Regions from separate parts of the Homo sapiens genome. Here all the other regions are linked to region 2. The links are chromatin contacts, found by Hi-C or POLR2A ChIA-PET in ENCODE. All regions are on one chromosome and are shown on one strand. The core of a region is the stretch at or near the end of the contact, and the rest is flanking DNA. Distances in the headings are between cores, read along the strand shown.

Region 1 (4,528 bases), core at 339-2,838, 260 kb before region 2:
AGGCCCTGTGGGATTCCTTTTTAGGTTCTAGAAATACTCACAAAGGGCCTGTGAGATTCCTTCTTAGGTTCTAGAAAGAATGAGTCAAGGAATAAGCTCTCGTGCATATCCTATTTACCATGAATTCCAAATAACAAGAGAGCTCATGTTAATGGTTCTTTCTGCATCACATCTTTAAGATGAGGCAAATGGTGACAAAAATTAGCCAAATAACAAGAATTAAAAAAAAACAAAAAACTTCTGAACCATCACTATATAGCTTAAAAGCAATCTTCTATACCCTTTGCTTGTACAGTATTCTATGTTACCATGGTAGGTACATTTTCCTGTGATCCTATTATTTAAACATTATTAGTCACTGTAAGGGAGAATCCACAACTAAAACACCAGATTAATTATCCAATCAGGGGATTATACTCCCCATTCTTTAGGTAACTGGGGTATAACAATTTTGTTCACTGCTTTTTAATGGGAAGAAAGCAAATGTTAATAGAGATTCCATGAGAAAAATGAAACAAACTTTTTAGTTCTTGGTTTATCCAGTGATCTGTTCAGAAACTATAAGGAAGCAAACATCTATCTGCATGACGAACTCAAAATGTCCTTGGTATTCTGTTCTGCTGAAATCTAAAACTGGACTCTGGCCCGATCACTCCTCCTTTACCTATTTTTCTCAGAGTTATTAAAAGGAGCTAGAACTGCCCATCTATTATGAAAATGCAAACATCAATAAAAATTTATACTTCCTCTAAAAATTTAACCCTAACAACTGAATCTTCATTATACATGCTAGCTTTATTTAAGTCTCTTATTAGCAATAATTCTTCTCCCTTCATTCAAAGGAGAAACAGTGTCGTTAAGGCTGCAATTCAGAAAATGATTTTTTTTAATTGAAAGACACAAATTAGGCTGCTAAATGTACAGTCCATGCACCTTACATAGCAGTCTGGTTCAGCTGGGAATGACCACGTCTCTGAAATACAGTTCTCTCCTGAAGTCTAACAGATTTGTACTCCAAAGAGTCATTTACCTGCACTCAAAAATCCAATCAAACAAAAACAACCCTAAGAGGTGCCTTTATTTAGCAGTCTTTGATGTCCCAGGAAAGACTACCAGTCATGTACCTGCAGGCCCAGCTCCAGAGACACTTTCAAAAGAGTGATGTCTGGCAAACTGTCCATGAGAGTTGCTATTTTAAATGCATCTTGGGCAAGCTTGAAGATGTGTGATGAGGAGTGAATGTTTTTCTGGATGGATTCTAATACTGTTTCCAGCCTCCGAACATCGCCTGCAATGAACAAGGGAAAACCAAACCAAACCAAATCAAAGCAAAGCAAGACAAACAAATAAACAAAAATCATACAACCATACACACACACAGAGGGGGAAAAAAGAAACAAAACAAAACATAAAGCACAAGTTAATTTACCTAACATGTTCACAGATGGCACAGGTGTTACAACTAGGGCTCCCATAATTACTGCAATGTCTGTGAATCTCGGCTTCACAAAAAAAGATACACTGAGACACACCCTCAATGACTCAAAGCACATATGAACCAGGACCAACATGAGACAGCAACAGCTCTCCTAGTTCCTACTTATGTATTTTTGGTGAATATTTCAGGAAGAAAAAAATGTAACCCAACTTGTAAATCTGCTTCTGAATTTCAACCATTTATATTTTCTTAGCATGGTAACTAACCTGAACTCTGCTGGCAGCAAGTTAATGATGCAGGTAAATGAGGAAAATGCCACCTGTTTTGCCTTAAAAGCTAACATCTAAAGAAAAAGATCCCTTCAACCTATCTGACATTAACACCACTGCTGAGAATTTGATAGAAAACAAGACTTAAAAAAAATAAACAGGCAAACGAATGAAACAATTATGAGGCCTCAGGACAGTACAGTACCTTTGGCTGCAGTTAGCATGGTGGATGCCAGCTCACACTGCTGGGACTCAATGTGGCTTAGAGTGAACCAGCGAGGGTAGCGGTTGGGAACAACTGATGCAATGTGGTGTGGGCGGGTGAGGTCTCCTGATGGAGCAGTAGATTCCAATACTAGTAACCTATAATGAGAAGACAAGGAAGGTGGCCCCTAGTTATTTCTTGACCATGTCCTTGGCCAGAAAGACTGGCCAACAGAAGCCAGAGGAGTGGGTAGATGTTCAGGCCTCTACTCAAGTTCAGCAAGGGCTGGTACAGCTATACTCTGCTGTGTGGGTGCAAAATACCTAGATTTTTTGGACTACTAATTGTTTGCTAATAATAACTGTTCATCACCCAAACCTTGTTAGTTGTTCATCACCCAAACCTAAGAGATTTTCTTTCTTTAGCACCATTCAGAAAATTACAATATTCAAATAAATTAAGATACGCAAACACCGAAGAACTTTTAAACACAGGTCTTGATGTTTACCTACAAATTTTGAATTCTATGACTCAAAAAATAAATCAACAGAAACTGATAGTGAAATGGATATTTAAGACTGAGATCACAGTCAGGAAGCAGTGAGTACTTAAGATGAATAAGCTTAACCTATTTAAACATAAAACAAGAAGGGAAGTAAGACAAAAATTACCTCTTTTCCATCCATTCATACTTTCTGAACAATTAGTTTCTTATGACTCCAGGAATTTGACATTAGACTATGTTCTACCAACCATATTACAGAAGATAAATGTGACCTAAGTGTCTGTCCCTTGACAGTTTTGCATAAATTCAGAGTGATTTCTGATTTTTTATTAAGAATATACTGTCATGGCGAAACCCTGTTTCTACAAAATATAAATCAGTTGGGTGTGGTGGCATGTGCCTGTAATCCCAGCTACTTGGAAGGCTGAGATGGGAGGATCAGCTGAGCCTGGGAGCCATGATTACACCACACCGCACTCCAGCCAGGGCAACAGAGCAAAACCCTGTCTCAAAACAAATAAAAAAAGAATATGCTGATGAAAAAATTTCTAAAAGCAAAGCAAATATTTAGTAATCTCTTCTAAAAGTACCAAAAAGCTTAGTAGAGTACCTAAAGCTGAAATAATTTATTTACAACCATCAAAATGCCGGCCTTCAGTCAAGTACACCAGTGTTAAGAACTATGAAATAAGATAAGAGCTGGAGACCAAGAAGAGTCAGCTGGGTCTGGGAGTGATGCTGGCCTCAAGGCCCCACCCAAGAGCAATTATTGCCTGGTAAGCCAAATGGCTCATTCTCTTCTCCTTTTATTTAGGAACAAAAAGATGTCAGCAGTAGAGAAGGTGGCAAGGTAGGCAGTTAAGTAGTAAGAATAATGGCAGGGTTGCTATTTAGCTTTTTTTTTTTTAACTCAGAATATCCTCGTATTCACAGGCAGGTCTTGCCAGACTTACTGTAGAAGAAACTAATCAACATCCCTGGGAAGATGAGAAAATGAGTGCTGAAGATGACCTTCCTTAGCCTTCCTCTTCCAGAAGGACTAAGAAGCATGCGAGCTACATCTCTCTTTTCCTTCCTGTTCCCTGGGCTGCCTTGCAATACCTGGTGGGGCACATACCTGCCTTCCATGGCAGACCTTTGGCAGGATAGTAGTGGCAGATAGAAGAGAGAAAGTGGAAAAAAAATTCCCCTGTACCCTGCTAGTATTCCCCATTAAGAAACTGCCTTGGCAGCAACCAAGGACAAATATAAATGAGTTTGTGAGTGTTAGAAAAGCAAGCCTTTCTGCCTGGCACATACCATTACATAAGCCAGAACCACACAGAAACTTTATGCTATTTTACCCTTAAACTTTGCCAGTGGTAGTAGCAACAGCATCTGGTGGCACCATAACATTAACATCTTCCCTTTAAAACAAGATTAGAATTCCTAAGATTTGAGTAAGTATAGAGTTGAGCATATGTCTTCATAAGACAGCTTCCATTTCAGCTTCCAAAAATAAAAATAGGAACCCACTTATTTTAAAATCGTGCTCTAAAACATAAACCAAGTGGTATAATGTAATTTGGTGGGGGACTTTTGCTGATGTTTGTTATTGACTTATTTTCTGGTATTTTAAAAATAGAAAAAAGAATACTTAAGAAGATTCTCCAGCAGGTTAGTAAGATTCCATATTGCCAAGGAAAGCATGTCAAATTACAGGATGTCAGCCTTAAAACACACTGACACATAGGTATACACACAGACACATACACACATCCTTATCACTGCATAAAAAAGAGGTGTCCTTATACACATAAGCTACACTCAATACTTTCAGAACAGGGTAACTTTGGGGACACTGGTAATTTATAGGCAAGGATTTGTTTTAGAATCTACTTCTCTGATTACAGACATAGAATCTTTGATGAAAAGCTTCTTGAGATCAAACTGTTAATCAGCACACACAAGCTTTTAGGTCTACAACATGGCTTGTCCTTAGGTGATCTGTACTTTCCATTAGAAGCACAGGAGTGTTTTATTAATTTTTTTAAAGGAAAAAGAAAATGCTGATGTTTTAAGAAAGATGGATGTACCTTTTAGGTCCTTAAAATTTAAAGGTTATTTGTAAG
Region 2 (4,343 bases), core at 1,720-4,219:
CCTCTGTTGGCCAGGATTTAGGCTCTTTCCAATTTGTTTGCACATAAACCATTACACACTCATCTGATTGTTCCCTTCGGAAGAGTTTCTGCAGGATATCTATATCTATATCTATATCTATATCTATATCTATATCTATATCTATATCTATATCTATATCTATATCTATACAGATATAGATATAGATATATATAGACCTGCATACATAGAGGTCATATATACATATTATATGACAGTCTCTCTCTCTATATATATATTTATATATATATTTATATGTATTTATATATTTATTTATTTATATATTTATATATATTTATATATATTTATATGTATATATATTTATATATATTTATATGTATATATATTTATATATATTTATATATATTTATATATATATATTTATATATATTCATATATATTTATATATATATTTATATATTTATATATATTTATATATATATTCATGTATATTTATGTATATTTATATATATTTATATATATTTATATATATATATTTATATATATTTATATATATATATTTATATATATTTATATATTCATATATATTTATATATATTTATATATATATTCATATATATTTATATATATTTATATGTATATTCATATATATTTATATATATTTATATATATTCATATATATTTATATATATATTCATATATATTTATATATATTTATATAGATATTCATATATATTTATATATATTTATATAGATAATCATATACATTTATATATATTTATATATATTTATATAGATATTCATATATATTTATATATATTTATATAGATATTCATATATATTTATATATATTTATATATATATTCATATATATTTGTATATATTTATATATATATTCATATATATTTGTATATATTTATATATATATTCATATATATTTATATATATATTCATATATATTCATATATATTTATATATATATTCATATATATTTATATATATATTTATATATATATTCATATATATTTATATATATTTATATATATATTCATATATATTTATATATATATTTATATATATTTACATATATTTATATATATATTCATATATATTTATACATATTTATATACATTCATATATATTTATACATATATATATTTATATATATTTATATATATTTATATATATTTATATATATTTATATATATATTTATATATATTTATATATTTATATATATATTTGCATATATTTATATATATTTATATATTTTATATATATTTATATATATTTATATATTTATATATACATTTATATTTATATATATATTTATATATATTTATATATATATTTATATATAGATATATATAGTGATCCTGAATCTATATAGATAGAGAGAGAGCGAGACAGAGAAAGAAAGACAATTTGTTCCCCCAAAAGGTGGTATCATTTTTCATTGTCATGGGTAGTATATCAAAGTGTCAAATGACCACTCAGTACAACTCTGATTTTTCCTTGTATGACAGATAAGAGGCATTTGGCTGTCATTTGTAGTTTTTGATTACTAGTAAGGTCAAAATGCTTTTGTATGTTAAATAGTTATTTCTTCCTCTGTAAGTTCTTAGATCATTTTCTTTGTCCACTTTTATGTAGTAAGGATATTGACCCTTTGCTGGTTGCATATACAGTATTGCAAATGTTTTTCCGAATCTATATTTGTCTTTTGAATTTTTTCACAGTATTTCTTCTGGCTATTTTGCATGCCAATATTGATTCTAATATTTAGAAAAATAAATATTAGAATCAGTTTAGACCATTTCAAAAAAACCCCAACAAATCCATTGGGAGACTGATGGGTATTTTGTCAATTAAAAATATTAATGGCTATAATTTTCAACATGGACTCTGAAATCTAGAATCTCCCTCTGCAGTTCTTTCCTTTGCTAAAAAGCACTAAGCTAGCTATTTTGGAGATACTGCCTTCAGATCTATGAAAGAGAAACAAAACAACAACTACACAAAGCAGAATATGAATGAGCATCAGAGAATAGGATGGTAGTAGCTTTGGAGCTCAGAGTTTGAAAACAATGGCTGCTGAGTGGGACTTTGGGGCAGATGTGTGCTTGCTCATGAGCCAGTTGGTGTGCTTCAGTGGCATGACTAGTTGAACTTGGGGATTAGTAATTGAAAGTGCCACCTTCAATTACATCCTGTGCCTTCTTTAGGGTATGTCTATCTATTCAGATCCAGTAACAAACTCTGGTTTAGATCAGGGCAATGACTTGGTCCTATGAATTATGACCATCAAGATGTTTTCTTCACTCAAATAAAAGCAATGACCTGAGCTAACGTAACTCTACTAGGGAGAACGTCTGCTGACCTCTAAGATTTCCATCAAAATCATAGTTTGCCAAGGTGTAAGCTGACTGCATCCTTTATAGGCATGTGGCTCTGCCAGCTGGCAAGCCCTGGCCCCACTCTCCCCAGGCAACCAGCCAACAACCCAGCACTTGAAGCAAGATTCATGCCCACTGCAACATTTATTTTGCTTTATTTTTTGAGGTGTTAGCCACATTCTGTTAAGTGGGACCTTTGCAAAGTTTTTCAGGCATTTGGAAGTGCTCATTTTTCCATCAATTTCTAGTGAAAATGTATAGTTCTGTCACGTGTTTTCAGCAAGAGATCTGTAAAAAGACTGAAGTCTTTTTTTTTTTTCTTTACCTAACTCAATGTAGCAGAAATGAGGAAGGGGGATTGTCAGTCATTTCTAAGAACGACAATTTTCACTGCTTGACAATCTGAAATAGAAAATTCTAGCTATCTGATGATATGCCTTATGTACAGCTCACCCCCCAAATACAATGATAAGTGTTGAACAGCAGAGTTGAGGGCCCTTTGCTTAGGCATGATAATTTAGGGAAATAATTAGCTCATCAGAATTGGCTGGGTGCCCTGTTTTCATATTATACAGACAGAGTCACTGAACCACAACTCTGCTGCTTAGAAACAGGCACTAAAAGAAAGGGGGTGGGGGAAGTATGAATAGCCAGTTACCTGCATTCAATCATGAAGTGTACTTTACACTCAAGGATAAACTGATACATGTTAAATTATGCCTGAAGAAATGTCTGGAACAGCACTCAGGAGACCTGTTGGCTGGACTCTGCTCCTCCTCAGCCAGGTGACCTTAAACAAGATCCTAAGACTCTAAAAGGAGAGTCTGAACAGACAACTTCTAGGTTCTAAAGCTCTATGTTTTGGGGGCTTGATTGAAGAGCCACATTAATTACTTTTATTAATAGGTTCAAGTGTACCCTATTTTTTAAACATCCTTCTTCCAAACTATAAACTTACCGTTCATTAAGCACTTACTATCAGTTAGGTAATATACTGGGTTCAGCAGAGTATACCATCTGTCTCATTTTAAGCAGTTCACATTCTCCACATACCCACCAGATAAGGTAACAGAGACCTGGAGTAATGTGGAATCTGGAAAACTAGACGTGGCCCTTTCCAGATCCTTTGTTCTAAGAATGACTCCATGATATCTGGTTGGAGACTGCAAGCTGGGTTTCATGGAGAAACTGGCATTTGAAGAGAATCTTGAATGAATGGCAAGATTTCCAGAGATAGAGATGAAATGGAGGAAATTCTAGGCAGAGAACAGAATAAACACAGAAAGTTTAGGCAACATTTAAAGGATTCCCAAACGAAAACACCTAGAGACAACAAATCTAATCTGTTTGCCATTTAAGTTAGGGTATTAGTTTATCTGTTCCACAAATAGTCATTCAACACATACTCTGTATAACACACCATTCTTGGTGATAGAGGACATCCAAAGATGATGCTGGACATTCTAATATATGTTTAAACTAGGCATTTCATTTTGTTTTTGTTTTCTTTATTTTTTTGGGGACAGAATCCAGCTCTGTCACCCAGGCTGGAGTGCAGTGGCGCAATCTAGGCTTACTGCAGTCTTAACCTCCTGGGCTCAAGTGATCCTCCCACCCCAGCCTCCCAAGTAGCTGGGACTATAGGCATGCACCACCATGCCCAGCTAATTTTTGTATTCTTTTTGGTAGAGATGTGGTCTCGCCATGTTGCCCAAGCAGGTCTCGAACTCCTGGGCTCAAGCAACCCACCCACCTCAGCCTCCCAAAGTGTTAGGATTACAGGCATGAGCCACAACACCTGGTGGCATTTTAAATAATAAAAGAAATATATGCATATTTGTATAAAATATAGAAGAGGACAGATAACTAAATTTAAAATGACCTACCTTGTGTAAGCTTATAGATTTTGAAGGTAATGCCTCATCCAGCACACAGAATCAAATATATAAATTTGGATGGACACAGAAGCA
Region 3 (4,043 bases), core at 1,086-3,585, 340 kb after region 2:
AGACTGTCAACATCCTCAGGCATTAGGAAAATGAAACTTAAAATCACAATGAGATACCACTATATACCTATCAAAATGGCTAAAATAAAAATAAAAACACACCCAAAAATCAGATAATACTAAGTGCTGGTGAGGGTGTGGAAACAACTAGAATTTTAATGCATTGCTGGCAGGAATACAAAATGGTACAGCCACTTTGAAAAACAGTTTGGTAGTTTCTCATAAAGTTAAACACACATTGATCACACAACTTAGTAATCCCACTACTAGATATTTACCCAAGAGATATGAAAACTTACGTTCACACAAATCCTGTATGGGAATGTTTGTAGAGCTTTTGTCACAATCACAGAAACTGGAAACATCCTAATGTCCTTCAGCTTGTGAACAGATAAACTGGCAAACCCATACAATGGAATACTACTGAGCAATAAAAAGGAACAACTACTGACACATGGATGAATCTCAGCTACATTATGCTATGTGAAGCAAGCCAGACTCAAAAGTCTAAATCCTGTATAATTCCATTTATATGATATTCTAGAAAAGACAAAACTATAGGCCCATAAAACACATCAGTAGTTGCCAAAGGGTGTGGGAATGAACTACTAAGGAGTTGGAGGAAATTCTGATGGTGATGGAATTATTCTATTACTTGAATCCAGTGAGGTTACTCTACTCATTTGTCAAAAACAATAAAACTGTACACCATAAAGGGTGAATGTTACTGTATGTAAATTATATTTCAATTTAAAAAAACTCAGTCTGACAGTTTGCATATTTTTAATTTTACTGACAACTTATGGAAAAGAAACATCTCTCTGCTTGCAACCTGTCAAGAAATACTTAACACCATGCTATGTTCTTTGCAGGCTTTTTTCTTTTTTTGTGAGACATATTCCCTGCCTGACAGAGGAGCTCATTAGGGAAACAAGTCTAAATATTAAAATAAGTTACAGAAAAAGGCCAGGCAAAAATAAATTAATTGAGTGATAAATCACAGAATACATTTTATATGTGTGGGAAATGAATGGCACATAATCTTGGAAAGGTCTTAGTGCTTCTCAACATTGCTGATCTTATATTATCTCTAACTTTCAAGTGAGGATGTTGAGACTTGGAGAGGACAAGTACTTTTTCCGTGATTCCCGAGCTATCAGGTGTCAAAGCTGAGATTCTAACCCACGCCTCTTCGCCCAAAACCTGACATTTTCTGCATGCGGCGATGGAACAACACAGAAGAGGTTACGACGGCGGCTACACAGTGTGATTTCAATGGACAGCAACGCCTCCTTACTCCCCAAACAACCCGCTCAACTACTTGGCACGAATCCTACACAGTAACACCATGATTATTGCCACGTTTCTTAAATTGAGCTCAACGGGGTCTTGGAATGTCAACTCCCGAGAAAGGAATCAGCGAGCCTTGTGGGGATATGGACCTACTTCTGACAAGTCTTGGTAGTAAGGAAGGCGCATGGGGCCAGCGCCGGAGCCAGGGTGCCACCGAAAAGGGTAAACACCAAGAAAGAAGACAGCCGAGGCGCTGAAGATACTCCTCTTCAATTACACCACTCAGCTCTGGGTCACAAGGCGGGGAACAGCGTACGAAAAACCCCTCCCCTGGCCCTTCTAGCCCCTTTGGTGAAAGATTTCCGTGGACTTTTCCCTGCCTCCGTCGCCAGTCCAGGGCTAAAACTGAGGCTCCTCTACAGGCGTGGCTGGGAGGAAAGTGGTGGTGCGCCTTAACAGCGCAAGCAGCCCGGGGCACGCCGGGGGAAGGCGCTGGGTAGTAGGGACCGCGGACGCACGAGGCCGGGCCAAGGCGCCCAGAGCCGGGCCGGGTAGGGCTCCGATGCCAGAGTGAAGGGGTCGACAGGGGAGAACGAACTCGGGAAATTCTCTCCGGTGACACCCTAAGTGTCGCATGATGCGTTAGTTGACTAGGGGCTCTCACTTTTCCCTCCTTTACTGACCTCGCAATCACTGACCACGCAATCGCTGCCCACGCCGCCACCTCACCTCTCCAGTTCTTGTACTGCGGGATGTAGTAGTATTTGTTCCCGAATTGGTCCGTGCCCACGTGCTCCTTCACTTCCCTTGACAGCGATCTCCACAAGGCGCGGAACAAATCCTGAGACCAACCCATGCCGTCCACCCAGTTTCCAGCGCTGCCAGCAGCGGGACCCGCAGTAGGGGTAATGCTCCAGCCGCCGACCCAGCCCACCGAGGCGGAGAAGTCAGGTCGGCCTCCATCCTGGAGCCCTTCTAGTAACGGCGCTCACCATTGGCCGGATATATCACCGACTGACCAATGGGAGACTCTGCTGTTCCAGTCCCGCCCCTGAGCTCTGTCATGGCGACGTCCAGTGCTCCAGCCGGTGTGAGGACACGATATGCTGGGGTTTTTGTCCGCACGCCAAACGGGTTTGGAGGACCCTCTTCGCCTTCGGAGAGCAGAGTCAACACGGAGGTAAAGAAAACCTTACTTTTTGGCTAACAGGCCAGTTAGAATCTGGACCAATGACTGTAAGCTTTGCCCCACACTTTCCCGTCTCATCGCTCTCCTGCCACCAAACTATTATTTGCCCTCTAATGCTGTGTGGCTTGCTAAAATAGGATCCCTTTTATTTACTGGTAACAACTTGCAGGCGGGGGGCGGCGGGGGTGGGGGGGGTTCCCCGGGGGTGGGGGGGGGGTTCCCCCGCGGGCTCAGGTGAAGACACTATAAACCTAAATAAGAATACTTCGTTGTACTGTATTCCTTCTCTCTTAAGTTACTCCAAAGAATAACTGCCCTCCACGGACTCGTTCATTCATTCAGTCTGCATATTTAGTGAATTCCTACAGTGTGCCAGGCAGCCTATTAAAGGCAGAGGACACAGGCCAGGAATTGAACAAAGTTCAGAATGACTAGAGCGGAGAATTGGGGTAGGGACCATTGACAAGAGATGAAGTAGACAGAAACTAGATGAGGAAGAGCCTTGTGTACTTGAGTAGAGGTGTGAAGATGAGAATAAGGTAACAGCTATTGCATTTTGTTTTCTGCTTGGAGAATGGGTTGCAACTGAGAACAAGAGTGGGAGCCAAGTTAGGTAACTGTTGTGATTACACTTGTCCGGGAGAGAGTTGTTGGAAGCCTGGGCCACAGAGTTGCCAAGTAGAATAAAGATAGTGGAGAGATTTGAACAACGTCTGAGAAATAGAATCAACAGGCCATGGAAATTGAGTGGATACGTGAATGACAAAAAGAGAAGAATGAATAATGATTCCCAGATCTATGCCTTGTATAAGAAGTTGAATGTTGGTAATATACTCTGAGAGAGGGTTTTCCAAAGGGAAGAAGCAAGTTGTACTTTTAATTTTGCCCACATTAATTGAGGAACCTGTGAAGATATTTACTTGGAGAACACAGTTGCTTATGAGTTCTGCGTTCTGGAGAAATTTAAATATTAGTTTCCAACATTTTATCCATTACGTTTTCAATGTTGTGAAATATCTCTGAGAGTTCCTTTAATGTGTTTTTTTTGCCAGTGTCACTTCCTCTGACACATCATCAGCCTTTCATCACAATCACTTTTCCTCATTTATGTCTATAAGTTCACCTTCACTGATTTCCTCAGTCTGCATATCTAGAATGTCTCAAATGGCGGCAGTGTCATTGTTGCCACAATCAGCATGTTCCCACAGGCAGCTTTTTTTTCATTTGCTCCATTTATGTTTAATGCAAGTTTCACTTCTAGTATTATCACTCTTCTTTAGTGCACTTTCATTCTTTTGGCCAATTTCCTCTTTTAATCTGTAAAATTCCATGTGGGTTTATCTCAAGGGCACAGAAATATTAATAACAAACCTCCATGCTTTGCAGCCTGTGTGTGAACTGAATAACAGATGCACAGTGACCAATCACCCATAGACTTTGAAAGAAGTAAAATTGCAAATTGGTCAATTTTGATTCATATGTTATTTATGTAATGATTTGTGAACTGAAAAGCTAGTAGCAAACTTTTATGCTATTTCTCACGGTTAATAAACTGTGGTAA

What was found. A loop is a pair of places that touch in the nucleus more often than their neighbours do. ChIA-PET counts read pairs that join two places held with the same protein, here RNA polymerase II (POLR2A). Pooled maps may share reads with other maps.
Region 1: a pooled map shows a loop between it and region 2 (2.1-fold over the local background). The contact joins two enhancer-like sites. A Hi-C loop is called at or near these places in 1 of 37 single-sample maps with no recorded cell type and 7 of 50 pooled maps. POLR2A ChIA-PET finds 5 or more read pairs at or near these places in 3 of 52 experiments (T-cell and activated T-cell).
Region 3: a map of naive thymus-derived CD4-positive, alpha-beta T cell shows a loop between it and region 2 (2.2-fold over the local background). The contact joins the promoter of ERCC8 here to the enhancer-like site in region 2. A Hi-C loop is called at or near these places in 2 of 168 maps with a recorded cell type or tissue (PC-3 and naive thymus-derived CD4-positive, alpha-beta T cell) and 7 of 50 pooled maps. POLR2A ChIA-PET finds 5 or more read pairs at or near these places in 2 of 52 experiments (Panc1 and WTC11).

Annotation. Positions count from the first base shown.
Region 1 is chr5:61,536,356-61,540,883 of GRCh38, reverse strand. ZSWIM6 (zinc finger SWIM-type containing 6) reads right to left here. Exons shown (of 14, transcript NM_020928.2): 11 at 1,913-2,070; 12 at 1,125-1,288. Among named protein-coding and RNA genes, the nearest start is that of LINC03122, 99 kb to the left of the region's middle. Within about 2 kb of position 1,588, at least 2 of the 41 ENCODE cell types and tissues checked have a DNase peak (open chromatin) inside an H3K27ac peak, as active enhancers do.
Region 2 is chr5:61,279,022-61,283,364 of GRCh38, reverse strand. No RefSeq gene overlaps it. Among named protein-coding and RNA genes, the nearest start is that of LINC02057, 16 kb to the right of the region's middle. Within about 2 kb of position 2,969, at least 9 of the 41 ENCODE cell types and tissues checked have a DNase peak (open chromatin) inside an H3K27ac peak, as active enhancers do.
Region 3 is chr5:60,943,362-60,947,404 of GRCh38, reverse strand. ERCC8 (ERCC excision repair 8, CSA ubiquitin ligase complex subunit) reads left to right here and starts at 2,335. Exons shown (of 12, transcript NM_000082.4): 1 at 2,335-2,473. The coding sequence starts at 2,397. It overlaps NDUFAF2 (NADH:ubiquinone oxidoreductase complex assembly factor 2), which reads right to left and starts at 2,200. Exons shown (of 4, transcript NM_174889.5): 1 at 2,023-2,200. The coding sequence starts at 2,149. RefSeq lists an enhancer at 1,435-1,564.